Linked DNA regions of Mus musculus: regions 2 and 3 are each linked to region 1. A link is a loop called in an ENCODE intact Hi-C map of the cell type or tissue named here. Cell type or tissue: left cerebral cortex. All regions are shown on one strand. Each heading gives the region's core, and the rest is flanking DNA. Links, peaks and the distances in the headings are about the cores only. Region 1 holds the start of Fgf7 (fibroblast growth factor 7). Region 2 overlaps Atp8b4 (ATPase, class I, type 8B, member 4). Region 3 overlaps Galk2 (galactokinase 2).

Region 1 (8,000 bases), core at 1-8,000:
AGAGTTTTTTTGTTTGTTTGTTTGGTTGGTTGGTTTTTGTTTGTTTGTTTTTTCTGAGTTTTTACAAAATTAAACGAAGCCATTTTGTTACAGACTCAGGGATAGAAAGGCTCAAATGGCATTTGTATACTGAGATATTTACAAGTTGAGTCACAGGCACACCGCAATGCTGAACATATGACTCACACTTTACATCTTCTGTGCAGTTAGTGTTTAGATGTTACAGCATTGTGCCAAAGGCAAACGAGCTGTTTATAGGATTAAGGACCTCAGGGATTGCTCCATCCTGGTTTTCCTCCCGAGTTTACTATCTTTAACCAGGTCCGTCTTGTTTGGAAAGACAGGTCTGTCTTCCTGTGTCCTATTCTTTTTAAATGAACCTAAGTTTCTTCTGTAGTATACACAGTTCCTAATGTCAAGTTGTATCTGCCAAGCTTCAGGCCTCTCTCTTTGCTTAGCCTCTTGCTTGTGATCATTAGCCTGGGCCTTCTTTCCGTTCTTGGAATTTAAGCTCTTGGCTTCCCCGCCCCTTACCATCCCCAGATCCCTGTTTATACTGTGCTCTCACTGGAATGCACGCTTTGCAAAGGCAGGGATCACTTCCAAGATACTCACCATTGTGTCTTCAGAGGGCTAACCTAGCATCTGGCAGCACAGAGTTATTGAATAAATATTTGTTCAATGGATGAATCAAGATGATAAGTAAGACTGGTTGCACAGTATGATCCAGAGTCAAGACTGAATTTATATATTGAAACCACACAGGAAATGATGAAGACAAATCTAGTGTGGGGTTAGTTGTAGAAATGTGGATGGAATAGTTTGGAACAATGTCAGATGTAAGGCACAACATATACATAGTCATTTTTATAAGTAGAATTCAACCTTGTCCCAATTTCAAGAGTGTCTATCCTACCTGGAACCAGAAGACAGATGTCTAGACAGCTTTTGGAAAATAGCCCTACAGCTATATTTGTATACCATAAAATGACATATTTATAACTGCATTCATTATAATAGTTCCACAGTAAAATATATGGGTAAAAATGAAATGTTCATAGAGGTTGGCTATGCACATTGAGATATACCCATTCAATGGAATAGCATGCAGTGTAGAGAGTGAGTGAGCTTTCTAAATGCTGAGATAGGAGATTTTGTATTTTTACTAAATAAAAAGCAACATGTATAACTCTCTCTCTCTCTCTCTCTCTCTCTCTCTCTCTCTCTCTCTCGTGTGTGTGATAATACTTCTTTGTATGTAAAAGAACAGGGTATAAAATTCTCCTGTATATATGTGTATAGCTTTTGTGTTTAAGCATGGTAAAAATGTAAACTGAAATATAAAATTCCATAAGTCAAAGTTTCTATCATTTGTCTCTCCACAGAATGAAGGCTGTGATGAAGACTGGTTAGGAAAAGCTAGGAAGTTCATATAGCAACTGACTGCATCAAAGAAGTTCTATGAGTTTTTCAATGATTTTCAATGCAAATTTATTTTAAATATCTTTATTTTTGTATTTGAAATACAAATTCCCAAACACGAGGGGCAAGGGCGACACACTTCTTCTTTTTGAGATACGCTTCTATTTGAAGCTTTTCAGGTGACAACATTAATCTTTAAAAGTCAATAGATGTAGATCCTTTTCTTATGGATTTACAATGCACAAGGTGGAGATATTTTCAACTAAGGATGAAGCTACCGTTATCTGGAAAGAGCACAGAGCAGGGAACTCTGCTGCTCTCTTCTGTATGTGCTTTACAGTAAGGACAGAGGATGTCTGCCACTGGGTAACTCACAAGGACAAAGAGAGCAGCTGTCCTACAGATAGCTGAACCGCTAGCCTAATGAGAACCATTGCTAACAAGTAAGGGTCTCAAGGACAGGAATGAAATTCCCCACCCCGTCTTGGTCCCATCACTGGAAAGTAATCAATAACTTCGAAAGGAATTTAAACTGATACAATTTCCTGCCTGACTGTAACCTGCTCAGTGACATTCCTCAGAGAGTCATTTTATACCTTGGCTCCAACATTGCGAACACTCCCTCCCCTGCACATTGTAAAGAGACTGGGCATTCTGTAGTGTGCACTGAGAACTGACTGCATAACCTCCATTTCTCTATGGAACGTCAACTCGTAAGAATTCTGAATCTGCTCATTACTAATGTCCCCGCCCCCGGATGGTGGGATATCACTAAGAACATCATCATACCTTCTGTCCTTTCCTATTCCTCCCTGGGAGAAAAATCATGGGATGTTCTGAACTCTCTGGCTTTAAATAGATACAGTTATAGAACAGCACACCCTCCTCTGCTTTGAAAGCCTAGTGCTTTAATATTTCATGAATCGAAGACAACTGTGTATGTTTGAAATATGGGGTGCTGTTGACTCTGCCCTCTGTAAGCACAATGGGAAAGGGAAGAACAATCACATCCAAATGATTCAATTTTGGGTCTCTGTCTCTATTTGGTCTACCTGCACCACCTGGTGGTAGTGTATGTTAAGTGCGAAGTTGTGTGTGTGTCTCTCTCTCTCTCTCTCTGTGTGTGTGTGTGTGTTTTGCAGGTACAAGGAAAAGAGAATTTTAATGTATGTATTCTTAAATATTCATTTAGGGTGGTGATACGATGGCTCCATACTAAGTGTAAGATACAGACAGTCACAGTCTTGCTCAGTACAGGATAGGCACAAGCTCAGGCTGGAAAGCAAAAGGACTCTCTTGTATCCATTAGCTATTGGCCTTATTATTCCTGGAATTATCAGTTATTTTTTATGCTATTGCTCTCAGGAAGGCACAAGTCAAATACTAAGGTGAAACCATTTTTCTAAAAGAATGATAGTTTTGCAAATTATGTGTCCTTTGCTTCTGTGTGTCATCCTTTGAAATAAATCACAAGACAGGATGTTAAAACGGCAGCACACCCTAGCCTGATTAGACGTGGCCATTGATTTGATACCTGAAGCAGCAGCTGAGCCATGGGGAAGTAAGGGATGGAGCCAAGGCCACACTGTTTGTTAGAATCCCAGTCCGGTAAGAAACTAGGTCTTCTCAGCCTAAAGACTCACACCCAATTGTGCAAGATCTGTGAAAAGATGTGTCCTTGCCTAGGGATACCTGCTTTCAGGCCCTGAGCCTTGGGTTGCTCTAGTGCTCTGAATTTGAAGGACTAAAAACATACCCTCACTTACCAACCTCCTCCGTGCCAATGTATTGTAAAGATCATCTAACATTTAAGAAGCCCTTATATATGTTGTAGGGACATATGTTTTTCACAGACTGTACAGCTTCTGTGTTTAAAAGGTCTAACATTTTCCTTTCTCTTTGTAACGGCTTGGGAATCAGAGGTCTGTTTCCACAGCGTGAATGCCCACTTGTGGATTTAAGCCGAAGCCGTGTCCACAGCTCCCCCTTACGACCACTCAACAGTGTACAAGCCTCCTAATTCTGCTGTTTTAGACAACGAACAGCTCACTGGTTAAGTTTTAATTGCTTCCAATGAGGTCAGCAAAGGTATTTATTGAAAATCTCTGAATAAAAGGCTCCACGCACTCACACAAGCGCACGCGCTCACACACGGAGAAAATCCTTTTGCCTGTTGATTTATGGAAACAATTATGATTCTGCTGGGGGATTTCTCAGCTGAGAAATAGTTTGTAGCTACAGTAGAGAGGCTCAAGTTGCACGAGGCAGACAGCAGACACGGAACTCTTGTGTACCCAGCTGTTCCAAACAGAACAAGTAAGTTACTGTTATTTGTCTTTAAAACAATGCTCTTTTCTGAAAGATTTTCTCTTTCTGTGGTTATTGTCCTGGGGTGGGGTCAGGGGGGAAAGACTTTTGAGCTGTGAAAATATCTACAGAAATTGTGCTGTAGTACGGACGGATGGAAGGAGACTCTTGAGGTTCTCCAGGGCAATCCTGACACTTAACTTGAAAAATCTGGGTAGTTTAAGGGAAAATAATTATAAAGCACAAATGTAAAAGCATAGACTAATGAATTCCAGGGAATTCAACTTCAACTTTGTCGATAGAGGCTGTAAAACTTGATTTAACTCAATAGCTGTGAGTACACAGTGTTTCCTGACAAGATAGCAACTGGAATGAATGGTGTGGTTTTCTTGTGGTGTCTCCTCACTAACGCATAGCGCTTCTGAATCTATGTGCAGAGTGGCAGAGATGCTCACGTCCTCTGTGGGAGCTGTTTTAAACGTGCTTTCAACATTTAACTACACTGACATGTTAGACTATCTAACTACTGAAATTTATACATACAATTTTTTTTATCTCCCTCTCCTCTCCCCCTCCCCATTCCTAATCTCTCTCTTCGAGCAGAAGTCAAGGAGCAACCGCACTGCAGCAACTGGCCTTGTCACGACCTGTTTCTATAAGGATATACCTATCAGCTGTGTTCCTGAAGGAGGAATCGTGTTATTGGTATCAGAAGCTAAAAGATAAGGTTAACAGTTTGGAAAGAGCGACGACTTTTTCTCTCATCAATCTCCAGTTCACAAATAGGAGGAGGCCCATGACCTAGGAGTAGCAATCAACGCAAGATTCAATTCTCATTATGTTATTCATGAACACCCGGGGCACTACACTATAATGCGCAAATGGATACTGACACGGATCCTGCCAACTCTGCTCTACAGATCATGCTTCCACCTCGTCTGTCTAGTGGGCACTATATCTCTAGCTTGCAATGACATGAGTCCGGAGCAAACGGCTACGAGTGTGAACTGTTCCAGCCCCGAGCGACACACCAGAAGTTATGACTACATGGAAGGAGGGGATATAAGGGTGAGAAGACTGTTCTGTCGCACCCAGTGGTACCTGAGGATTGACAAACGAGGCAAAGTGAAAGGGACCCAGGAGATGAAGAACAGCTACAGTAAGTGATGCCTTTATCACAGCCCTGCTTAGCTCTTTAAGGTTTGTCTAAGGTTCACTTTCCAGTGCTGTGTTCTCCTTTCCTATGGGGGCAAAAAAAAAAAATCAGTGTCATATATCAAGTCCTAATTTTTCTACCTTGGGATTTCTGCACTAACTCCCTAAAATATCTCTGGTAATAGGGCAAGTGTCCTCACCTTATGGTTGGAACTGATATAGTTGGAAAATACTCTGTGGCTTAAATCCAAACTACTGGTTAGTAAGAAACCATGTCAGTGAGCACGCATGCTCATGTGTGATTGTTTCCCTAGCAAAGCTCAGCAGCGGTGTGCATAGAGCTCTCAGTAGGTGTTCACCAAACTACCAGCCAGGAGTTTAAGGAGCAGAGGATGTATCTGTCTTTATTAGTGGTGTTGCTTTTGAAAGGACTCTGCCATGGTACTAACCGGTTAAGAATCTACTTCCTGAGCACCAAAAACTGTGTGCTTCTAAAACAGAAGGGAGTCGGTGATGCCCTGGAACATCTTTAAAAGTCTAATGAGTTTGTTTTAGATTCCTTAACTCCCCACCCACAGGTAACAGACCTTTTTTAGCAGTTTCTTTATCAAGAGTCTGTCATGTTAAGTCTCTTGCTAATTTAAGAGGAACATAACCTTGAGGAAGCAGAGCTGAGTTGGAAGGCAGGTTGGGTCGGGGACCTTCACCTGGAGCACCCCACTTTCCTTAGACCCAGTTGTTTTTTTACCTTAAAATGCCAGGGCTTGGGTTTTCATTTGATGGTTACAGTTAGTAACTAATCTCAGTAGTATTAAATGCAATGGCATAAAACACACACTCAACATTTACCTTAGGTATTTAAAACCCACACGTGGAAATAGATTTCTTAGCACTAATAACACATGGGTGGCGTTGACACTGTATGTTTGATAGTACGTGTGGCAGTATAGTTTGAGAAGGATACATGGAGACAATAGTGTAGCTGGGTGTCTGTGACAGGGCCACCCCAAGTAGTTCCTATCTATTCCTGAAATATCTTTTTGGCTCTAAACTCACTGACCAAAAAATAAGAGTTTGGTGACTCTTTCCAAAATGAAAATGAGGGACCTTCATTTCAGCCATAACTCATACAAACTGAGCAAGGAAACATGCCTTCTGGAGGACTGATTCCATGGGACCCAGCTCAGCAGTGGCCACTGGAGGAGGATTTGCTGACCGTCCCTTCTATGTGGCCTTTTCATTTGATTTGAAAATCATCGAGCCTTATTGTAGATAACAGAATCATGGGGGCAGTGACAGCATGTGTCCCGTCCCTGTCTGTTAATGACTTTGGGGCACTTTAGTGTTCCCAATCTTCAACTGGTAAACATGGATGCATTTTTCAAAATCTTTCTCCTTCTCACAGTCTAATTGGTTCTGAGGCAGGGAACGTACCACACAATGTAAAGCCTCAATACTCATTACCTAGTTGTCACCCCAACAGTGAGGCAAAAGTGCCTGCTCTCTCTCCAGACTAACCATGCAGTCAGGGCTAGTTGCAAATTTTATAACAAGGTTATTATCATAGCTCAATTGCAGACTTCTTTTTATTTAATGACTAATCCCTTTGGATGCTTTCCACTAACTCATAAAAAAAGGTAAAAAAAAAATGGGTGGGAACAGTCAGTGAAAATGAGTACTATGATTATTTGAGATTAAAGTAGTTACAATTGGAACATGTAAATATATGTGAATTTTATTTTGTGTTAAATTCCTGGAGCTCATGAATTTCAGGTATTTGTACACATTTACAAACTGGTAAAATCACTTTACAATTTGAAACATGGTATAGTGCTAAACCTGAGAAGTCTTAAAGCCTGTTTAGCAAACCCCCTTTTTCATGAAGCAAACTCTATAGTAATAAGAAAGACAAAAGTCTTTCCCAAAATCATGGTGTTGAACTATCAGAGTGCCTTGTACTTAGAAAGACTTGACATTGTTTATGCAAATACCAAATATGTTTCTTACAAGTCTTTTAATAGTCTAAATTTATATACTTTCTTGGCATAATTCAATCTCGAGGAGAGAGTAAGACCTCATGAGAATCTCTCAGATAAACTATAAAATAGTTACCATTGTCCTGCCATCCTACTGAAAAGACAAGATAAGGTTTCTCCCAAGTTAGACAGATGTGATGGGACTTTTGTGTGTAGAAAATCCAAGAGTCAGAAGAATAAAGGAGAATAATGTATTAGGAGAAAAATCTGATAATTGTTGCCTGTTAGTTGAGACAGACTTGCTCAGTTTAAGAATGAACATAAGCAGATAGACGTATGTGAGGCTGGAGCTACTGAGTCAGGGAATCCAGGTCCAAATAGTGTGCTCAGAAGAACTTGTTCACTGTAACCAAGCAGCATGAGAAATGCAATCACAAAAGCTCAGGGTGGTTTCCTGAGCTTTCAGAGTCTTCAGAGTTAGCTCAGTGATCCGAAGGAGGAGGTCCCCCTCTTGCTGTCACTAGAATGACAGCTAATAGTGACTGGACTCAAATGAATAGAAATCATTCAGAAAGAAATAAAACTCAACATCAACCCCCAGACTTCCTTCTCATGGCTCTGATGCCTTCCACTTTTAAGCAGGTCCTTAAACTTCTTTGGAAGCCCTTTAACTTTAACTTTGGAAGTCCTTAAACTTTCCTTTTGGAAGCATTGGTTTTCATTTTCTTCTCGTTAGCCACTCCCATGGCTTTTGTTTGAGTGAAAGGCAATTTGACCTGAAGGTATGGATGAGTCTTGGCAGGCTGCTTGCTTCCCTAGGGAAGCATGGAACCCTGGGGTCATACACATGCTAGGCACGCCTGCTACCCACCGAAGCACATACGGACCTCCTGGGAATATGCTTTATAAAACACTGGTAGATATGGGAAGCCTTGTAGAAACAGGTGAAAGATTTGGGTGTGTAATGTGCTCCCGAGGTATTGGGCTGGGCTGGGTGGATTTAGAGCAGAGAGGAAGAGAGGGGAGTGGTGGGCTGGTGTTAGCGTTAGTGCCTCAAATCTTCAGGGGAATTGAAATTTCACTTCAGGTACCGTGGTGTTTGGAGCCCTCGCTTTAGTCTCCTCCATCAAGTTTAGATCA
Region 2 (10,387 bases), core at 1,128-9,127, 330 kb after region 1:
CTCAGTTTTCTTTAAGTCTGTGAGCCCCGGTAGGTTGACCATGTACCAATGAATGGCCCTACATCCACAAGTTTATGGGCAGCACAAATTGGATTTGGCAAGTGATAAGGTTTTAAGACATAAATTTGGGAGGTGGAGAGGAAACAGATCTGGAAGGAATTGCAAATGAGGTGGGTGTACTATGACTGTGTGAGATTTTTAAAGAATACAAATATATATTAAAAATTCTTCATAAGGCTTATCTGTTATCAAACCAACACATTTCATAAAAAGCTAAAAGATATGCAAGATACTGTAATTAGTTACTCTATACATAAGAAAAATTCCAGCTATTTTTATGTGGGTTGGATTCAAAGCTCATCAGCACTCAAATCACCGAATGGTTATACTGTCTTGGATCAGGCATAGAAGTATCTTTTCTTTATCAGTAAGACAGTCTGGAGAGTGGGAGCCATTCATGGGAGGAATTATAAGGGTGCACTTTACTTACCTGTGCCGAGAAGCCACAGAAGAAGGCAAACCAGAAGTGCACAAGGGTGAACGCAAAGTTCTTGTAGAAGAAATAGCATAAGAACTTGCACATCCTGTAGTAGGACCACCTTCCATGAACAAGAAGCAGTCGTTGGAGATATCTAAACTGAGCCAATGCATAGTCACTGGCTAAGACTGCTTGCAGTCCTTCCTGACCACTGATGCCAATGCCAATGTGGGCACCTAGAGGGAAAAGAAGATGAGAAAGAGTTGCAGCATCTTTAAGAAACTTATTCCTCTTTTATGTTAGCCATTTTTTGTAACTGTATAACTATAATAATTATTATGGTTTTTCACATATATCCTGAACTAGTCACATGGTTAAGTATTGATCCTAGTTTTATCTAAGAGAAAACTGGGCTGGGTAAAGGTTGGAAATTTGCACTTTACACTTGTAAATATCAAAGATGGAACCAACCCCAGCTGCTAGGAACGAAGCGCTGGCTGCTTTTACCTGCCCTGAGTGGTCTCTCCCTCTCAAACTGTAGAAGGCAAGCAATGCCCTTTTCTAAACTAAGAAATATGCAGGTGTTTTAACTGAAGAGAAATGCCTTAGAGGTACTAGTAGTTATGTAAGTGCTGCCCAGAAAGTATAATTTTTATAAGAACCATGGTAAAATTAAACGAATGAACATTGCTATTACATTGCATCACAGGCTGAAGCAGGACTCCATGCGTGCAGTATGTCTCATTGAGAAAATACCCTCTTACTTTTAATCATGCTGACATCGTTGGCCCCATCACCAATGGCCAAAGTCACAGCATTTCTGTGCTTTTTTACCAACTCTACTACTTGGGCTTTCTGGAGTGGGGTGACTCTGCAGCAAACCACAGTCTTACACACACAGGCGAGCTCCAAAAGATCGTTCTCGACATCACTTTCAAGGGCATGGGCCTGTGTCATCAAAGCAAACAGAACACATGACGATTGTAAATTACAAAGCAAATAGCATGGTTCTTGACTGACTTCATTTCAGAACCATTTCATTACTTGATCAATTCAGGGTTACAGAATCAGTAACAAGACATGAATACTGAGCTGTTGGCAAGTTTCAAGGGAATTTAACATAAAAATAAGAGCTATGTCCTCAGTGTGCCTCCTTGATATGTTACCATGCCATCTTGGCAAGATCTTGCTATGTACTGGGCAGTGGTGGCGCACGCCTTTAATCCGAGCACTTGGGAGGCAGAGGCAGGCAGATTTCTGAGTTCAAGGCCAGCCTGGTCTACAAAATGAGTTCCAGGATAGCCAGGGCTATACAGAGAAACCCTGTCTAAAAAAATATATATATTACTATAAAGTTCTACTAGGAACTACTGAAAATCAATAGAAGCAACAGCTAGAACCTGCTGATATGAACTGCCAACCATGGTGATTTCTACATGGCACACTGCTAGTGTCCTTTGCACTGTTTTGTAGACTTAGTGTTTGTGACTGCCAACGCATAGGCAAGATGAAAAGGACCTGAGCAGAGGCTGTCCCTAGCAAAACACTGTGGCTGAAATCAGGAGCCTGAATAGGAGGGAGACAGGCAACTTGGGCCTCAGTCAGGATTCCCCAACCAATTCCTACCCTTGTTCCACATACCAAGAGCCTTTCTATACCCTCAGCAATTACTGAAAAGAGAACATGATTCTCTCCAATTAACTTTTTTGGACAATTACATTTCTAGAAACATCTCACGTTGTACTCTATGTTAGACACATTCAGAGAAAACATGAGTCTGCTGTTGAGTAACAGCTATTTAGAGTGAACCCTTAGTGAGACACTCGCAGCCCACTCCAGTTTGGCCCGCATATCTTCAGGGGCTCTGTTCGGTAGCACCTTTAGGTCCTCTTATAATTCCCATCAGGCTGCATTGCTACTTAAAAGACTGCCTTTATATCTTTGTATTTGCTAGCATTTTTACTCAATAACATCCGCTCTGCCAGAAAGTCTCCTCTGTTTATTTTTTAAACAAATAATTAAACGTGCCTATTTCTGTGCTCTAAAGGCATTGCATTAATGCCTCTTTTGCAGTATCTGTCATACTTCTATCAGAACTATACTGTGATCTCCCAAACAAGGACTATGCTCCAATCATGTCTGAGTTCTCGGCCACTCTCTAGCACTGTGACCTGGCCAGTCTGTGTAAACAATGAAAATGGTATGAGGCAATGGGTGGGTAAATGAGGCCAAAGCTGTGACTCTGGTGCAGAAAAATTCTATATCAAAGTCTATATGCCTCAGAAAACTGTGGACCATCATTCTCAAATATACCACATGTTCTGAAAGACAAGGCATATAACTGGCTCTTTTGCTCAGAATGGCCCCTTTTGCCTCTGCTCATTTTTCTTTATTATCAACAAGTTAAACGTAGACTTGGGTTTTGATGAAGACAGACCTGGATACATTCAGAAAAGCTTCAGAATTTGAGAGAACTGGAGCTATGATTTAAAAAGAAAGCAAACAAAACCTGACTGTACTAGCAAAAATACAGACAATTCTCCCTAACTGAAGAAGGACATCTCATGGTTTCATGAGCACAGGGCTTTGAAGCAAACAGGGCTCCTGAAGAGCTTCCAGCTTAGAGCCTTCTTTCAACAGAGGAAAAGACAGGCTAGGTGACTATCACCAGAAAGCCCATGCCCTACAAACACTGCTTCCTCAAGCCCAGGGGCCTGTCAAAAGCATAATACAGGAGGGATCCTGTCCTACCGAGCTGCCCAGGCCACTCAACTCCAGATCTCAGCAGACAGACATAACTTTCAGTTGGTGTTCATCTGTGCAAGGGAAAAGTTCATGTCATCTGGACCAGTTTTTGACTGAGCTTGGCCTGCAGCTGAGCTCTGTAACTTTCCACGGTGTGGAAGCAGCACTCTGCTGCGTCTGGGATCCAGCTGGATAGTGCTTAGAGAGCTAGGAGCTAACAGGCGGACGGTCACAAGGGGGAATCTAATAGACTCAGCTCCAACTTCTTTTGTCCACTAAGAAACTGCCTTCAAGAACAAACGTTCATTTTTTCCAAACTCCAAAGTGAAAAATGAGCACCAAAGCCAAAGAAAGATGTGAGATTAAGTTCTTTGTACATAGAAATGATAATTTCACGAGACTGCAGTCGGGGCTTTTGTATTCTAATTAGAGACTCAGGAGGAGCGGTTGAGTTTTGTTTGGGGCTTGGAACCTGAACTGCGTTAGAAGTACAATGCAAGTTTATTCTATTATGACAAGAGCCAGATTTCCTAATGAAATCAAATCGTTTGGCTTTGCTGCAGAACGTTGCTATTTAGAAAAACCACCAGAGGTATCTTAATGGCAATGATTTGGCGTGGTAATTCTGTGAAGGTCAGGTTATGACTCGCAAATCACAAACCTTCGCAAGAACGGTAACTGAAAAACTGATCTGCGCCATCCCCCACCGTCTTCCAAAAGCGTTTAAACCGTTCTGCGAAGCAACGGAAGTAACCGTTTAGGCAGAACTCATAGACTCCCTGCGAACTGTTTCTCCAGAGCCTCACATCCAGTGCGATCCTTCAAACAATGATGTCTGAAAGGCACACTGGAAGTCTTTCCTTCTGCAAACAGGAAATCCTGTGCACGCCCTATCTCTTGTAGTGACATTTGTTTGAAAAACACAAAGGAGACTCTCATTAAGGCAGCACAAAAGAGATGATTGCTGGAGTAAAGAAAAAGAGAAGAACAGCCTCGGGCAAACTCACCAAACTGTGGCCATTTATGACTAAGGCATATTCTCCTGTCACAGCCTCTCCTGCACCCGCGTCCAACCCCAACCGCTGCTTGTTGTCATAAACTGCATGTCCATTGGAAAAACTCGTGCTTTGTCCAAGCAAATTTTCCTTTGCTTTCCTTAAAGAATAAGAGAATTAAAAAAAGGCATAACAAAGCACACAGAGCTTGTCTATAACTGAACCAAGAGGCCGGCCTGGAAATGAACTCATGCTACCACTCTTCAGCGTAAGGCCCAGGTATTAGGCCACCAAGCAGAGGGAAGGCCAGACAGCAGTGCATGTCAATCCTGCAGGGGCTGGGGGAGCACAAGGAACTAGGCAGCTAAACACAGAGAAAACAGAACTACCTCAAACATTTTACACTACCTAAAAACTGGCTTTAACCAAGGAATCTTGATAGCTTTGGTGTATAAAGAACCACTCTCTGGAAAAACGGTGTTTTTCAATATGCTAAACAAAAACTAAAGGCGATGAATGAAACCTTCTCATTACAGAGCACTCCCCTCCTTCCCTCTCTCTTTCCTTTTCTCCATTTTTCCCTCTCCCTTTCTTCCTGACGTACGTACATACGTGTGTGTGTGTGTGTGTGTGTGTGTGTGTGTGTGTGTGTGTGTGCGCGCGCGCGCGCGCGCGCATGCGCTCATCATTATATAACCTGGCTGAAAACAATAGTCCACTTATAAACACATTTTGTTTAACTTTGAAAGAGATTCATGATGCCATTTATTATTATAAAATAAAAGAAAAATATTTTAAGTAAAAATAAAATCCTCATAAGTTTAAATGATAACAATGACCTTGTGAGAAACTCCAAACTCCAAACATGGGGTTTTTACAAATAGAAATTCCTCGCAATGCTAAAGACCTAATCAGTAGCTTATATGATGACATAAGCCCATTAGAACTGGCATTCTACTGTTCTCCTAAAAAATGTGATAATGTCTTTAATAGGAAGGTAAATTCCCACCCAGAAGACCTGTGGGTGACCAGGTTATAAATAACAGGTCTGTTGGCATGACCACAGTAGCTTCCATCATAGGAATACCGGCAGATGTCCCCTGCAGAAGGATGCCCAAGCCAGCCCCTGCATGTGAATATACCACTACATGTATAGATGAATTCCAGAAGAAAACAGAAAGTGAAGAATAGGTTAGCAGATGTTTCGACTTATGGCAAAATGAACTGTCTTCTTGATGTCCTGCCCAGTGTGGAAAGCATTTATTACAATGAGTTTATGCTGAAGATCCTCTGATGGGAGAGAATGGTCATATTAAAACAAGCATTATGCCTTCAGCTTTTGAGTTATTTAACATACAGTGATGCATATAAAAATGCATCACCAAGAGTTTATGTATGAACTACAAAAGCAGACCCAGAAGCAAAGGCAGGTCACCTTGTTTCCTGGCTCAACACTGCCCTCTGCTGTCCGGGACCAAAATCGTGCCTGCACTTAGACTTGTCACTCAGCCTTGGTTCCAAGGATGATATCAGACAGTTAGCAGGCAGTTTGCAGAAACAAACAAAAGGATGTGTAAGGTTAGAAGGCTGTTTGAAATGCACTGTGGGGAAGGAGACAGAGCAGGCACAGAGGATTACTGTTGCAAGCAGAAGGCTCCAATGTCCTCGGTAGATAAGCAACCCAATGAACGCTCATCATGGTCATGAAAACTGGCAGCGCCATCTGATGAATGGGAGAAATGATACCAGACATGAATGTGTGTCTCTGACGGCACTGCAGATCTCATAAACTGGGCTTTGAGAAGGCACTGAAGCAAAAAAAAAACATCTCCCAGGGTTTCCTGTTTGGTGAGGCTCCCATTTGCTGTGTAAATGACTCAACCTCTATTTCCCCCTTGCAAAACGAAAACATTCCAAGGGAGGGTGAAGTTCATGAACACACTGGCTGAAATTCTACTTATTTAGGAGCTTTCCCCAACAATGTCTCCCTAACATGTGACACAAGTCCCTTTCCAGGCAGAAAAAGAACAATTTTTATGCTCTGCTAAAATTGCTAATGCTCCCCCCACCCTCCAAGGCCTTCACTCCCTGCCAGACTGGAATGAGTGCACTGTAAGACCTGGGTGGGTGTTCATAGCTGTCCTTTCTCTTACTTCCTGGAACTCAGCTCTCCAAACACAAGCTGGTTCTTGCAAATGCAATTCATCAGGAAGGAAGAAAGCTACACATAGTACCTTTCGGTGAAGATGGACAGTGTGTGGGCATCCGACATTCTACTGGACCTCAGAATACAAACAGATGTGAAAAGAAGGGCTCTGCCTTCTAGGCTTTGTAATGAGGGCAGTTTAGTACAATGCTGTAATGCAGAACCATAGGCAGGGTTGAGTTGACTAGAGCACTCACAGCCCATACCATCTGAACACACTACAGCGGAGGGAGGGAGCGCTGTGCTCAGCCATGCATTCAGCCTGCAAAGGAGAGAGGGGGTGCGAGGGATGAGCCATTTTCCTCAGTCCTTTCCTGGCACTCTAGATGCAGGAAGTAAAAGAGATCTGTTAGGAAATAGATTTAAATTATGACATTATGTTTAAAGGAAAATAATTTGGACTTTGGTAAAAGGCCAGAGCTTTGAGCTTGCTTGTTCCTTGGAAACTTGGGTCTGCCTCTGACAGATTAGCTATCTGACTTTAGGCCACTTGATTAGTCCGGGGCAGATCCAGGACTCCAAATTCCTAGTTCTTGGTTATCAAAACAAATGGCTTTACATATACAGCCAGCCACAGGCTATCTCTAGGTTGGAGTAAGATATGCCACCAGAGAGTAATGAAGGAGACAGCACCGCCCTTCAGAGAGTGAGGAAGAAAGGAAGTGAGTGAACTTTTTAGTTCAAGCTTCCAGTTCATTGCCCCACAGACTGTTAAAGACGTCGATCCTTTATCGTCGATCAGAAATCGGGGACCGGCTCAGAGAGCGATCAACCCCCTGAAAACAGGGAACTGTGTGCACCAAAATGCACATCAGAAGTCAAAATGTAATGCTTTAGAGTGTTACAATTTATGAGAAGAAACCTGACCTACTAAAACAGTTTACTCGGGATAACAGAACTTGAGCATTCAAACCTATTTGGTCGCTACTGTCATTAATGACTCTATGATATCACAGTCAGTGTTATGTTCTGCTCCACGAAAGGACTCCTAACTGGCCAATATCTTATAAACAGCCTACATCACACAGCTAATTTTCAGTACCTGCCCCAAGAGCCATTTACAAGAGGTACCAGTGATTAAAGATTTTACTGCTTAGAGAGGGGCTATAGAGTCCTAGTGTCTCTGCGTGGGTACTTGGAGGCAGCTGGGTCATTTAATGAATTTTTCTGAGAACAAAACATGGTGGCTCAGAAATGAAACACTGGATGCGTTATCTTGTCTGACTGATCAAAACCTCATTGTCTATTTTCCTTGCAGCAGAAGATACATGCTCTGTTAAAATGACAGAATCCATGAAATAACCTCAGAAACTGGCAGGACTTAATTGTAGACCTGTGGGCATGAGACTAACACAGGGATGACTGTAGACCTGTGGGCCTGTGGCCAACATAGGGCTTAACTTAAACCTGTGGGCATGCTGCCAACACTAAAGCATCAATGGGAACCAACTCAATCAGGGTTCCACATGTCCAAAAATGGCTAACAACTATGTTATGTGCGTGCTGCGTGGCATGAACATTACTCATCGATGTTGACGACATCTAAACACATTGGACAGGATTAACTACAAGCATGTACATATTGTCCATCCAATGGCTCCTCCCTCAGATCCTTCTCTTTCAACACATTTTTTTTGCATGAACTCAAAAACATAGCACAAGAACATGAAAGGGCACACATTTATGATTTTAATCCCCAAGGCTGTGGGCTTAGATATAAATCGCCAAGACTGGGAATGTAGCGGGGACCTCCAAACAATGGTTCCCCTTAGGAGCTCTTTCCCCTCGAGTTTCATAGGAAGCATATTCATTCTGGAAAGGTATTCACTCTGCCTGCAGAATTTTCTATCATACATTGTTTCCATGGTACATGCAAAACATGATGGAACCTCCAAGTCTGAGTTAGAATAAGCATGGCCAGCCAGTCAGCTAAGCAAGGTAACCCCGGGGCGTGTGAGATGCTACACCTAGATGTAATTATTTTCCTTTGAATAGTTTTCTTCTCATTAAAGTAAAACGTGTTTTTAGGGTGTTTTGAGGGTTTTTTTGGTTTTTTGTTTTTGTTTTTGTTTTTTTCGAGACAGGGTTTCTCTGTATACTCACTCTGTAGATCTGTAGACCTGGAACTCACTCTGTAGACCAGGCTGGCCTCGAACTCAGAAATCCTCCTGCCCTGCCTCCCAAGTGCTGGGATTAAAGGCGTGCGCCACCACTGCCCAGCTAGGGTTTGTTGTTTTTTTATCAATTGTAAAAATTTGCATGAATACTACTACTCAGTAATTATGTAAGGAAAGAGAAAAAAAAGAAGAAGCTGGTTGCCTTTCCATTACTTAGAACCATGGCATATACTTCCCAGGGCTTGAAAGGTAGTTAGGAGGATGCATGTATAGTGCCGTGTGTGTGTGTGTGTGTGTGTGTGTGTGTGTGTGTGTGTGTGTGAGTGTATTGGCAAAACATATCATTCTATGCATGTTTTATAATCTCACTTTTAACTAAATATGTCACCCATCTTCTAAAGTTAATAAAGCAAAATCACTTTTTTATTGTTTTTTTTAATTAGGTATTTTCTTCATTTCCATTTCCAATGCTACCCGAAAAGTCCCCCAAACCTTACCCCCCACCTCCCACCCCCCCACTCCCAGTACTTGGCCCTGGCCTTCCCCTGTACTGGGGCATATAAAGTTTGCAAGACTAATGGGCCTCTCTTTCCACTGATGGCCAACTAGGTCATCTTGTGATACTTATGCAGCTAGAGACACAAGCTTCTGGGGGTACTGGTTAGTTCATAAAGTTGTTCCACCTATAGGGTTGCAGATCCCTTTAGATCCTTGGGTACTTTCTCTAGCTCCTCCATTGGGGACCTTGTGTTCCATCCAATAGCTGACTGTGAGCATCCACTTCTGTGTTTGCTAGACCCTGGCATAGTCTCACAAGAGACTGTTATATCAGGATCCTTTCAGCAAAATCTTGCTAGTGTGTACAAAGGTGTCAGCGTTTGGAGGCTGATTATGGGATGGATCCCCGGATATGGCAGTCTTAATATGGTCCATCCTTTCATCTCAGCTTCAATCTTTGTCTCTGTAACTTTTTCCATGGGTGTTTTGTCCCAATTCTAAGAAGGAACAAAGTGTCCACACTTTCGTTTTCGTTCTTCTTGAGTTTCATGTGTTTTGCAAACTGTATCTTCTATCTTGGGTATTCTAAGTTTCTGGGCTAATATCCACTTATCAGTGAGTACATATTGTATGAGTTCTTTTGTGATTGGGTTACCTTACTCAGGATGATGCCCTCCAGGTCCATCCATTTGCCTAGGAATTTCATAAATTTATTCTTTTTAATAGCTGAGTAGTACTCCATTGTGTAAATGTACCACATTTTCTGTATCCATTCCTCTGTTGAGGGGCATCTGGGTTCTTTCTAGCTTCTGGCTATTATAAATAAGGCTGCTATGAACATAGTGGAGCATGTGTCCTTCTTACATGTGTTGGAACATCTTCTGGATATATGCCCAGGAGAGGTATTGCGGGATCCTCCAGTAGTACTATGTCCAATTTTCTGAGGAACCGCCAGACTGATTTCCAGAGTGGTTGTACAAGCTTGCAATTCCATCAACAATGGAGGAGTGTTCCTCTTTCTCCACATCCTCGCCAGCATCTGCTGTCACCTGAATTTTTGATCTTAGCCATTCTGGCTGGTGTGAGGTAGAATCTCAGGGTTGTTTTGATTTGCATTTCCCTGATGATTAAGGATGCTGAACATTTTTTCAGGTGCTTCTCAGCCATTCAGTATTCCTCGGGTGAGAATTCTGTTTAGCTCTGAGCCCCATTTTTAATGGGGTTATTTGATTTTCTGAAGTCCACCTTCTTGAGTTCTTTATATATATACTGGATATTAGTCCCCTATCTGATTTAGGATAGGTAAAGATCCTTTCCCAAACTGCTGGTGGCCTTTTTGTCTTATTGA
Region 3 (10,387 bases), core at 961-8,960, 140 kb before region 1:
TATACTCTATATTGTTTATACAATGACAATAGTAGCCAATAATAAGTTTCATATACTATATCCCTGTTATTAAATGACATGATTATATTATGTGTTTAATTTCCAAATTACAGAAGAAGACATAATTGTCACATTGTATATTGTAATTCTATTTCTATATCTTGGTTACTGAGTAAGCTGACAGCAAACATGGGGATAGCAGATGTTTCATTTCCCGTGGGTGTATATACCAAACACAAGGATTCCTGGATGATATGCTAGTTCTGTTTTTAATTTTTTGAAGAAACAACACACTGTTTTCCATAATAGTTATGCCAAATCCCATTCCTACCAACAGTTCAGAAGTGTTCACTTTTCTCAGAACTCCACCCACATTTACCATCTTACTCACACCAGATGCCAATTTTGTAAGATTAATACTTTTTCAAGGTATTACCTTGTTTTTTGTATGTGTGTTTCTTATGTTATTGCATTGGCATTATGCATTTGGTGTTATTTGCAGGTTTTTTTGTTTTGTTTTGTTTTACAGCTATATTCTATTAGTTGAAGTATTTGCAGTAATCAAGTGGGACTTGGATGTAGTAGAGATGAATGTGTGGTATAGAACATAATTCCCAGGAACTTTCTATATTTTCCTGAGTGGGATATTAACTGGGAGAGCAAACAGAGGTGTTTGATGTCACTGCTGTACACTGCTGAACTAGCATAGTGTGCTTGAATTTTACCTAATGCAGTTAGGAGATGGATGAAAGCAGCCTAGGAGGGGAGATTAAAGCTGTAAAGTAGAGAAGGGCCAGGAAAACAGCTTAGTGAGGAAAAGGATGTGCCAGCAAACCTGACAGCCTGAGGTCAGTCCTGGGACCCAACATTAGAGGTGCGAGCTGACGCCCACCAGCTTTTGACGTCACACGTGCTATGATATGTGGACACATACACAGAAATACAGATAGACACAGAGACACAGGCACACACACACGAGAGAGAGAGAGAGAGAGAGAGAGAGAGAGAGAGAGAGAGAGGAAAATAACTAATTAATTAAAAAGGTCAGTTCTCTAATCATTAATTTAAGAATTCACCTTAGGGTCTTGGAAGAACAAGAACAAGCCCCATCAAAAATCAGTAGATTGAAAGAAATAATTACAATCAAGGAAGGAATTAATGAAATAAAAATTTAAAAATATAATGAGTTTGTGAAACAAAGTGTCAATTCTTTGAAACAATGAACAAGATCAATAAACTCTTAGCCAAACTAGCCAAAAGAAAGAGAACAAAGGCCCAAATTAATGAAGTAAGAGATGAAAAGGGAGATATGGCAGTAGATACTAGTGAAATTCAGGAAATAGTTGTGATATATTTTAGAACTCTTACATTCTATGATGTTGGAAAATCTGAAAGGAATGAATGAATATGTAGGTGCATATAATCTACTCATATTAAATCTGGATGAGATTAACAGTTTATAGAGATTAATAAACAAACAATGAGATTCAAGCAACAACTAAAAACAAAACAACAACAACAGAAAAACCTCAACTAAACAAACAACATTTTCAATTAATAAAGTCCAGACTTTGGTAAGGCCTGTTGCTGAAGATACTACATACTTGTCACAAGACATAGAAATAGCATTGGTTCTGACCAGGAACCTTCCTCCCTGTTGGCTCACTTTCACAGTGGCAGGAGGTGCTGCGTAGGATGCTAGGGGAGAGCTTTCATCAGCAGTCTTACCCAGCTGGGAACCCTGTGCACGACTGGTATGGGAAGAGATACCCGTGGGTAGAATAGTGGCATAAATAGTATAGGGGTAACCACAGCGGCTCCCTGAGATTATCTGTGGATAATGCAGAAACTCACAGCTGATCCACGGGCAGAGAATAGTGCCAGTGGATAGTACAAATGGGACTTTTGCATCACACTTCCCTACCCAAGGACCATGGCAGAAGAGAGAGCAGGGAGATTGGAAGAGCCAGATGCTGAAGAGGACTGGAGTGAAATGGGATCGTCTTCTGGATGTGACAGGACTGCTGTGCTCAGGAGCACGAAGTAGCTGTACTTGCCTGCATAGGGCAAAGCTAGTTAACATTCTAGTATGGATCAGCGGGCGTGAGCCCCTCCCCCTAACTGAGGAGCTATGGACATCTGATGGTTTCTGGGGAGAAGAGAGTCAATTTTCTTTAAGGATATGGCCCTTGGTAGGTTGACTGTGCTCTATGAATGGCCCCACAGCATGGAATATATGGGGCGCACAAGCTGGACTTGATGGGTTATTAAAAAAGGACACAAAATTAGGTGGGACTGGGGAGGTGAGGGTGGACCTGGGAGGAGTTATGGAGATGTGCGAGGAGGCGAATGTGATCAAAATGCATTGTATGAAAGTCTCAAGGATTAGATATATTACAAACAGTGCAGGTCTACAACTTTTTACCCTTGAACTCCACCAAACCTTTAAAGAAGAGCCAGCATGGATGCTTTCTATTCCAGACAATAGAAAATGAAGGAGGGGGGAGGAGCCCAAAGTGTTAGGGAAGGCATGTGTAGAATAGAGATAGGAACAGAGGAGAGTTAGGCTTTTCTGAGGAATTCAGAGAAGCAGACCAACCTGCTGAACCAGAAACTTTCTAACAAAGTTCCTATTTTCTTCTTCCAATTAGTAAGTGGCTGCTGGTGATACTGAGGTAATGAGTAGACACTATGTAAATATCTTGTTTTCATCAAGGTCTTACTTTAGAGGTCTGTTGATGAAACCACTAGCATGCAATACTTTTAAATTTCCATTATTTCTTCAATATTGGTTAATTGATGTACTTTATTAATTATCCCTCCCTCTGTGTGTGTGTGAGATGTGGATGCATGGCATGCATTCTATAGCACAATTGTGGAACTCAGAGGACAGTTTTGTGGAGTCAGTTCCTGTCTTTCCTCATGTGGGTTCTAGGGATCAGGTTGTTAGCATCTCACTGAGCTTGGCCTTTTATTATGAAAAATAATTTCCCTTTTTCTTCCTTTAGCTGCTTATTCACTTGTAACTTTATATCAGTGTAGACTCACAATAGGTCATGACTCTTTAAAATAAATTTTGTTTGTTATTTATTTTTCTTAAATCATACATTAGATGGCTATCAGAGAATGTGGAGAAAGAGAACTTGGAGACCTTCCATTTCACCAGGGCATCTGTCTGGTAGCAGGCGCAGAGGATAAAGCACTCATGTATTTATACTAGCTAAGAAGCACTAACCTGAAAGGGAAAAATGAGTGTAGATTATGCTGAAGTATGTTGTTTCCTAGATGTTTCTGGAAATAAAAAGGGCCAGTTAGAGGTAGATTGGTCAATAAGGCTACTACAACTTTCTCTCTTGGTTTTTAGCATCTGGAGGTGTCCACTGTTGGAGACTGAGATACACGTTTAAGTAAATAGAAAAGGAGACTCACGTAAATAAAGAAAATGTCTAATTAAAAAAATAAAAGAAGGGGGGGGGGGGAAAGAAAGAAAGGAGACTTGGTATCGGTGTCCTGTCACAAGAGGGCAGCAGTCAGCCATTGATTTGGTTTTTTTTTTTCCTCTCAAGGCGTACAGACTTAAATTAATGTGTCTTGTTTTTTTCAGAGACTTCAGTACTACAGCTAATAACATCTGTATCGACAAGACCAAACCTCTATGGCACAACTACTTCTTGTGTGGCTTTAAGGGAATTCAGGTAAATCGATGCTTACTAGCTGTTGAGATTATAGTCATGTTATTCCAGATTGACTCCCATGTTTTTGGTCTTCTTTTAGTACTGATGCTTTTCTTGTATTTTGCTGACTTCTGTTTCAAGGCCAGGGGCGGGGGGAGGGGATATGATTGCCTCTGGGTTGTGCTCACAGGAGTGGTCATGGTCTTTCTTTCCACTGACTATGCATCATTAAATACACCTTGAAGAGAGATTGTCCTAGTATTTACATTCTGTTCTTGGGATGTACAGGAGTATACTGAAATGGACTTAGAGTTGAGCAGCCATGGGTTTGAATATGGGCATAATCCAGCTTTGTTAATTTGAGTTCAATCTTGGCTTTATCTGTGAAACAATGTCACTGCTATTCAATGAGGAGTGCTTGCAGGGCATCACTTTGCTGGGGCCTTTAGGCATTTGGGGATGGTAGCCAGCATTGTTACTGCTTGTCCAGGTGAGAATAAAAGGGTTGTAGTGAAGGTCTTACTGTGAGTAGTTTCTCAGAAACATTGACTTAATCTTAATGTCATAGCTTCAGTGCTGTGTATAAGACTAGGAGAGTGCGATATTTCCACTTTCTCTCACAGTTAGGAGAGTAGGAAGCACAGAGATAAAACCAATACTTGCTGTTTTCAGAACCACTCCTGTGTTTCTTTTTGTGTTCTTAATTTTAATTTCTAATAATTAAAAACCAATCTACTTATTTTCTTTATATGCCTGTGGGTGCTTTGCCTGCATCACTTGGGTGTCTGGCACCCGTAGAGGCCGAAAGAGGGCATCAGGTCCCCTGGGACTGGAGTGACAGACTGTTGTTAGCCACTCTGTGGGAATTGAACCCAGGTCCTCCTCCTCTAAGAGCAACAGATACTCTTAACCACTGAGCCATCTCTCTAGACCCTTAACTTTTATTTTTTAAATTAACATTCACTCAATAATTATTTTAGTTGTAGTGAGTCTTGTGATATATCATAGATTAAGAATATTAAGAAATATTTTTTTTGTCTTCGTGATTCAAAAGGAAACTAATAAACATACTTTTCTGGTTTTTTTTTTTTTTTTGAGAGCTTATGATCCAAGTGGCCTGGAGGGTACTATCTGAAATTGTCACAAGCTGCTTAGGACTCAGTGACATAGTCTTATAGAAGCCAGTCAGGGTAACTTGGGATGTGTAGTCCTGGGGTGTAACTTGGGATGTGTAGTCCTGGGGGTGTTGTCATGGAGGTCTGGTCTAGGAGTGCAGCATTAATTTCTTGAGAATGTGGCTCTTTTTTCAAGACACATGGTAATAACTTCTGGGAAAAGTTATTGGCCTGTTTTAAATCTTCAAATCATTTGGATTGTCATCCACATTAGTGGGAATTAGGGTATTTGGAAGCATTGGTCAGCAAATGCAATCTGACCTTTCTTGTAACAACATGCCTGTTTAGTATCATATGGTAAAGTGACACCTCTCTTTCTCTCTCTGTATATGTATATGATATGTATATATGTATATATAGTATATTTTTGTATTATTTTGGATAGAGGCTTAAAATCTTCTTTGGTTTGACAACTTATGTGCAAAAACACAGGTTTCTTCAATGACCTTTTGGCAGAAAAGTAATTTCAATGTTAGCAGTCCAGAAACCTTCTAATTAAAATACTAGAAAGTTCCAAGGGATAGTCTGTTTATGTGAAATTGAACATGTTATCCTTTTGGGATAAAGCTACTGCAATGTTTGGCACAACTCAGTTGTGTTTTTCAGTCTGCTGTTACTGTTGAATTTAAACATTGCGTGCTAAGTTTGTAACTATGATTCACATCCAAGACAGTCTGTGGATCAGTTTATGGTTAAATATATAGTGTTCCCCAAGGACTGCTGCCTTTGAGTGGGCTGCCTAATGTTCTGTACAGCGGGGCGTTGGCAATGGCACGTCTTCAGTGTATAATTTGTTTGTGTTTCTGGAAGGAGATTTTTAGATGACTTGGAATCAGGAGGTACATCCAACTGAATCTTTTCTTTTGTGGCCCATGATTTTTGCCAAGGAAGAAAAAAAATAGACAAAACATTAAGGACAAAAGCAGATTTTATTTGCAGCATTTTGCTCCTTTGGTTAGTCTAATTTGCTTATTGAAATTTTTCCCTAGAAGAATATGTATGATGAAATGCATAATTAGGTAATGTAATAGTTTCTCAAACTTTGGTCTTGAATTATCTGAGAAATTTCTGAAGAACATTCTTTTCCTTGAGAAGAAGGGAGGGCTGGGTTTATTTTAATCCTAAATAATGAAGATTATAATATGATATCACTTCCCAATTCAAGTCTTACACGTCAGTTCAAATACATTAGAGGTTTCTACCTTTAACTCAGAGTCCAATTTGGTTGGTCTTTCCTGTTTGTAAAAATTTCCCTGCCTTTTTTGGGGGGAATTTAATATCATTTACATATAAATTCTAATCTGGCTGTCTTTGAAGCTACTAGATGTTAAATTGCATTAATAACTCCAGTAAAACCTCTGAATTTCCTTACATAGCTGGCAGGCATTTAAATTTAAACATGGTGACACTGGTGGCCCCAGTTTTCACAGCAGTGGAGAAGTCAGTTAAGACTCAGAGTCTTGGGTCTCACTCTAAGCATTCTTTGCATGGGGACAATTTCAGAGTCTTGGGTCTTCAAGCGTTCTTTGTGTAACCTTGGGAATTTTTTAAACCTCCTAGTGCTTAGGTTTTTTTCTTGATAAAAAATGGAGTTGGTAGAGTGGGAGCTCTTTTTCTTCAGAGAGCCTCCTGAGGCCAGCTATCCTGGAAACAGCTGCTGTTGGGTTAGACTTTATACAAGATGCTGCAGGGCTAAAGCTCAACCTGCGCCCCATCACTAGGGATCTCCTGCCTCTCTGGGCGACTTGAATTGTAATTGCTTTATGGTTTTTCTATACTTGTTCAAATCAGTTGATATTCAAAGAAAAGTCATTTGAGGCAGTTTCCTTATGTGAATGAGTAGCTTTTTGTTGAAAAAAGAGGGCTCATCCCCAGCCATTAGATCAGATGGCAGGTGTAGCTCCTACTGGAATGATTCACCCCAGTTACTGCAAAAGCTTTGTGTGTGTCGTATGGTTTTCCCCTCTGTGGACTGATAGCAGTTTCTTCTGCTTCTTGGGTTCAATCCTGAAATGACTATTGGCATTTTATTTTTAAACATTCTTAGGAACACTTTGGCCTTAGTAAGCTGCCTGGAATGAATTGCCTGGTAGATGGAAATATACCCCCGAGTTCGGGCCTCTCCAGCTCCAGTGCTCTGGTTTGCTGTGCTGGGTTAGTGACTCTCACGGTGCTGGGACTGAGACTTTCCAAGGTAAGCACCATTATGTCAACCTCATAAGACCTCCACAACAGCATCTGCATCGCAGTCAGACTGTCTTCCTCAACACCAAAAAAAAACCTGTCTTAACTGGAAAGGAAAAGCCAACATCTGTGGGAAGTGCCCTAATCTAATATGTTCTGCCTGTGGTCGCTCACTCTAGTGTTGTTGCTAGTCTCTGACCAGCCAGTCAACAGGGCTGTCTGACTGTAGTGAGGTACTCTTGGATTATATATGAAGCTTTGACAATATACATTCAGAGTAAGACATTTTAGGTTTCATAGTTGGGCCTGTTTTTGTTCTGTTTTTTAGTTTTTGTTCTTTGTTTTCACCTAAAACCTTAAGTACTGACAGGCAATGGGCAGGAAGGATAGAGAACAGATGAGAAAGGAGCCAAGTGTGTCCCCGTTAATACCCAGTATATGTGGGTTAGTCGCCTGAGTGTCCCATTCAAGGAGGAAGTGCGTACCTTAAGGAGACAGAAATTCCACCTGAGGTCAGGAAGCCTTCACAAATTTGCATAAATCTCTGGTTTTCCAGCTTGGAGCAGGTGAGCTTAGATTTAATTAGTACGTGAACGCTCTGCTTCAGGTGAGATGTTATTGCAGGTTCTTTTCAACCAGCGGTTCTCAGCCTTCCTAATGCTGTGACCCCCTAATACAGTTCCTCATGCTGTGGTGACCCCAACCATAAAATTATTTTCATTGCTACTTCATAATTGTAATTCTGCTAATACCATGAATCGTAATACAAATATCTGATAAGGAGGAGATATGATATGTGACCCCCCAAAGGGATCTCAACCCACAGACTGAGAACCACTCTGTTAAACCCATGTGTGTAAACTGAAGTCCACAGATGGTTTGGGAATGGACAACGTAAGAGGCAGACTAAAAGGTAGAAAGCTAGCCATATGATTAGTTTGTAAAAAGTGTGTTTAAATTTTTATAGTGAAAATTTTACACACGGGGAAGGGAGACAACAAAGAGAAAACTTTCCTTGCTGTAAACAGGCTTTTTTTATGGGATGTTTAGCTTGCTCACTGCAATAGTACTTGTTTTTTTGTTTTGTTTTTGAGGAGAGAAAGAAAAAAATCTATATGTGAACTATGCCTTCTCTGGCACAGTCTTTAATCTGATAGTTTAATAAGTATTTAACAAAATATCCAACACCAACAGTTAAATGGAGAAGACTCATTTGGGTTCAGTTTCAGTGGTTTCAGGCCAGGATTGACTGGCTACATTACTGCAGATCTGTGTATGGCAGAATGTGGGACACAAGGCACAGGGTAGGATGAAGCAAAGACAAGGAGAAGGGATAGGAATGCAAGACATTAGATATTCAGCTTAAGGTCCATGTGGGACAGAATTAGTATGATATGAGCACTGATCAGGTGTGAGCTAGAGGCCAACAAAGAGTCAAGGATTCTGTTCAAGTTTCTGACCGTGATGCCTTGCAGTGGCTTCTAAATGGCACTCTGGCCTGAGGTGAAGCTAAGTGTTGGGTATGAGGAACCTAGGCATACAGAGCCTAGGCATACAGAGCCTAGGCATACAGATCCTAGGCATACAGATCCTAGGCATACAGAGCCTAGGCATACAGAGCCTAGGCATACAGATCCTAGGCATACAGATCCTAGGCATACAGAGCCTAGGCATACAGAGCCTAGGCATACAGAGCCTAGGCATACAGATCCTAGGCATACAGATCCTAGGCATACAGAGCCTAGGCATACAGAGCCTAGGCATACAGATCCTAGGCATACAGAGCCTAGGCATACAGATCCTAGGCATACAGATCCTAGGCATACAGATCCTAGGCATACAGAGCCTAGGCATACAGAGCCTAGGCATACAGATCCTAGGCATACAGATCCTAGGCATACAGAGCCTAGGCATACAGAGCCTAGGCATACAGAGCCTAGGCATACAGAGCCTAGGCATACAGAGCCTAGGCATACAGAGCCTAGGCATACAGATCCTAGGCATACAGAGCCTAGGCATACAGATCCTAGGCATACAGAGCCTAGGCATACAGATCCTAGGCATACAGAGCCTAGGCATACAGAGCCTAGGCATACAGAGCCTAGGCATACAGAGCCTAGGCATGCAGAGCCTAGGCATACAGAGCCTAGGCATGCAGAGCCTAGGCATGCAGATCCTAGGCATGCAGAGCCTAGGCATGCAGAGCCTAGGCATGCAGAGCCTAGGCATGCAGAGCCTAGGCATGCAGAGCCTAGGCATGCAGAGCCTAGGCATGCAGAGCCTAGGCATGCAGAGCCTAGGCATGCAGAGCCTAGGCATGCAGAGCCTAGGCATGCAGAGCCTAGGCATGCAGAGCCTAGGCCTGCAGAACTATTCAGTCTTTACTTGTGAACCAATTCTTCCAACTGCCAGGCTCTTTTGAAGATCATGAATAATATAACTAACTCAGTTTTTAGACAGGATCTCTTTATGTATCTCAAGCTATCCCCCAATTCACAATCCTCCTGCTGGTGAAGTTTCTGGAGTGGGGAAGACATGCATTATAGCTAGAGTAGAGGTAGCGACAATCAGGGTTCAGGTCTGGGGAACAAGAGTGAGCGAGGCACGAGCACTATTGTTGTCTACTGAAGAGAAAGAAGAGTTGTCCAAGAGGTAGGGAAAACAGAAAGGATGAACGGCAAAGACAAGGAAGACAATTCTTCGTGATGTGAGTGGCAGGGTCAGCTGCTACCAAGAGGCCAAGAAGGTAAGGCCTTTGTAGTTTCCATGCCATATATCAGGGATGGGCTGCAGGATCTATGGGAAGTAGGAAAAGAAGAGTGTTCATTAGCTATGAAAGTCTGTCGATGCATACAAAAAAGGGACGGCACTGTCTAGAGGGAGGGCTGAAGTCAAAGACTTCACTTTTATATAATTAAATTTTATTATTATTATTATTTATTTATTTATTTTTGAGACAATGTTTTTCTGTGTGGCCCAGGCTGTCCTGAAACTCACTCTGTAGACCAGGCTGGCCTCGAACTCAGAAATTCACCTGCCTTTGCCTCCCAGGTGCTGGGATTAAAGGTGTGAGCCACCACTGCTCAGCAATTAATATTATTTTTAATGACTAGTCAAGTGCAGTGGAGAGAATGGGGGGGGGAGAGAAAGTGTTTCATTTTTATTTTTATTTTTTTAAGGGGAGGATTGGTAAAGCTTACTATTCTTTTTCTGACCCTTGATATAACTATCTGAGGGAAAAGTAAAAAAAGATAAAAAAGAACACTTGAACTTTTAGAATTAAATTTGGCTCTCTCTATTTCCCCACTTAAGAAATAGCAGATGTATATATTTTTATAGTACTATCTGAGCCCA

Evidence for each region. Hi-C counts contacts between places; a loop is a spot of excess contacts. Peaks named below come from ENCODE experiments on the same cell type or tissue, not always from the same donor. Only the 100,000 strongest peaks of a DNase experiment are listed, where the experiment ranks them.
Region 2: a loop joins it to region 1, with 2.6 times the contacts of the local background. A loop is called at or near these places in 4 of 42 quality-filtered maps.
Region 3: it touches region 1 in a loop (10-fold over the local background); 24 of 42 quality-filtered maps call a loop at or near these places.

What each region holds. Positions count from the first base shown.
Region 1 is chr2:126,031,113-126,039,112 of GRCm38, forward strand. The region is part of intron 11 of Fam227b (family with sequence similarity 227, member B); the gene reads right to left. It overlaps Fgf7 (fibroblast growth factor 7), which reads left to right and starts at 3,546. Exons shown (of 4, transcript NM_008008.4): 1 at 3,546-3,738; 2 at 4,333-4,888. The coding sequence starts at 4,603. In left cerebral cortex, for the core only: CTCF peaks have their summits at 2,475 (motif pointing left) and 3,411; DNase peaks (open chromatin) are centred at 2,476 and 3,372; H3K4me3 peaks cover 188 bases.
Region 2 is chr2:126,357,526-126,367,912 of GRCm38, forward strand. Atp8b4 (ATPase, class I, type 8B, member 4) reads right to left here. Exons shown (of 28, transcript NM_001080944.3): 21 at 4,231-4,378; 22 at 1,243-1,426; 23 at 491-714. Among named protein-coding and RNA genes, the nearest start is that of Atp8b4, 130 kb to the right of the region's middle. In left cerebral cortex, for the core only: a CTCF peak has its summit at 5,679 (motif pointing left); a DNase peak (open chromatin) is centred at 5,680.
Region 3 is chr2:125,889,749-125,900,135 of GRCm38, forward strand. It overlaps Galk2 (galactokinase 2), which reads left to right. Exons shown (of 10, transcript NM_001291002.1): 4 at 3,605-3,695; 5 at 6,897-7,043. Among named protein-coding and RNA genes, the nearest start is that of Galk2, 29 kb to the left of the region's middle. In left cerebral cortex, for the core only: a CTCF peak has its summit at 3,543 (motif pointing right); DNase peaks (open chromatin) are centred at 1,725, 3,540 and 5,545.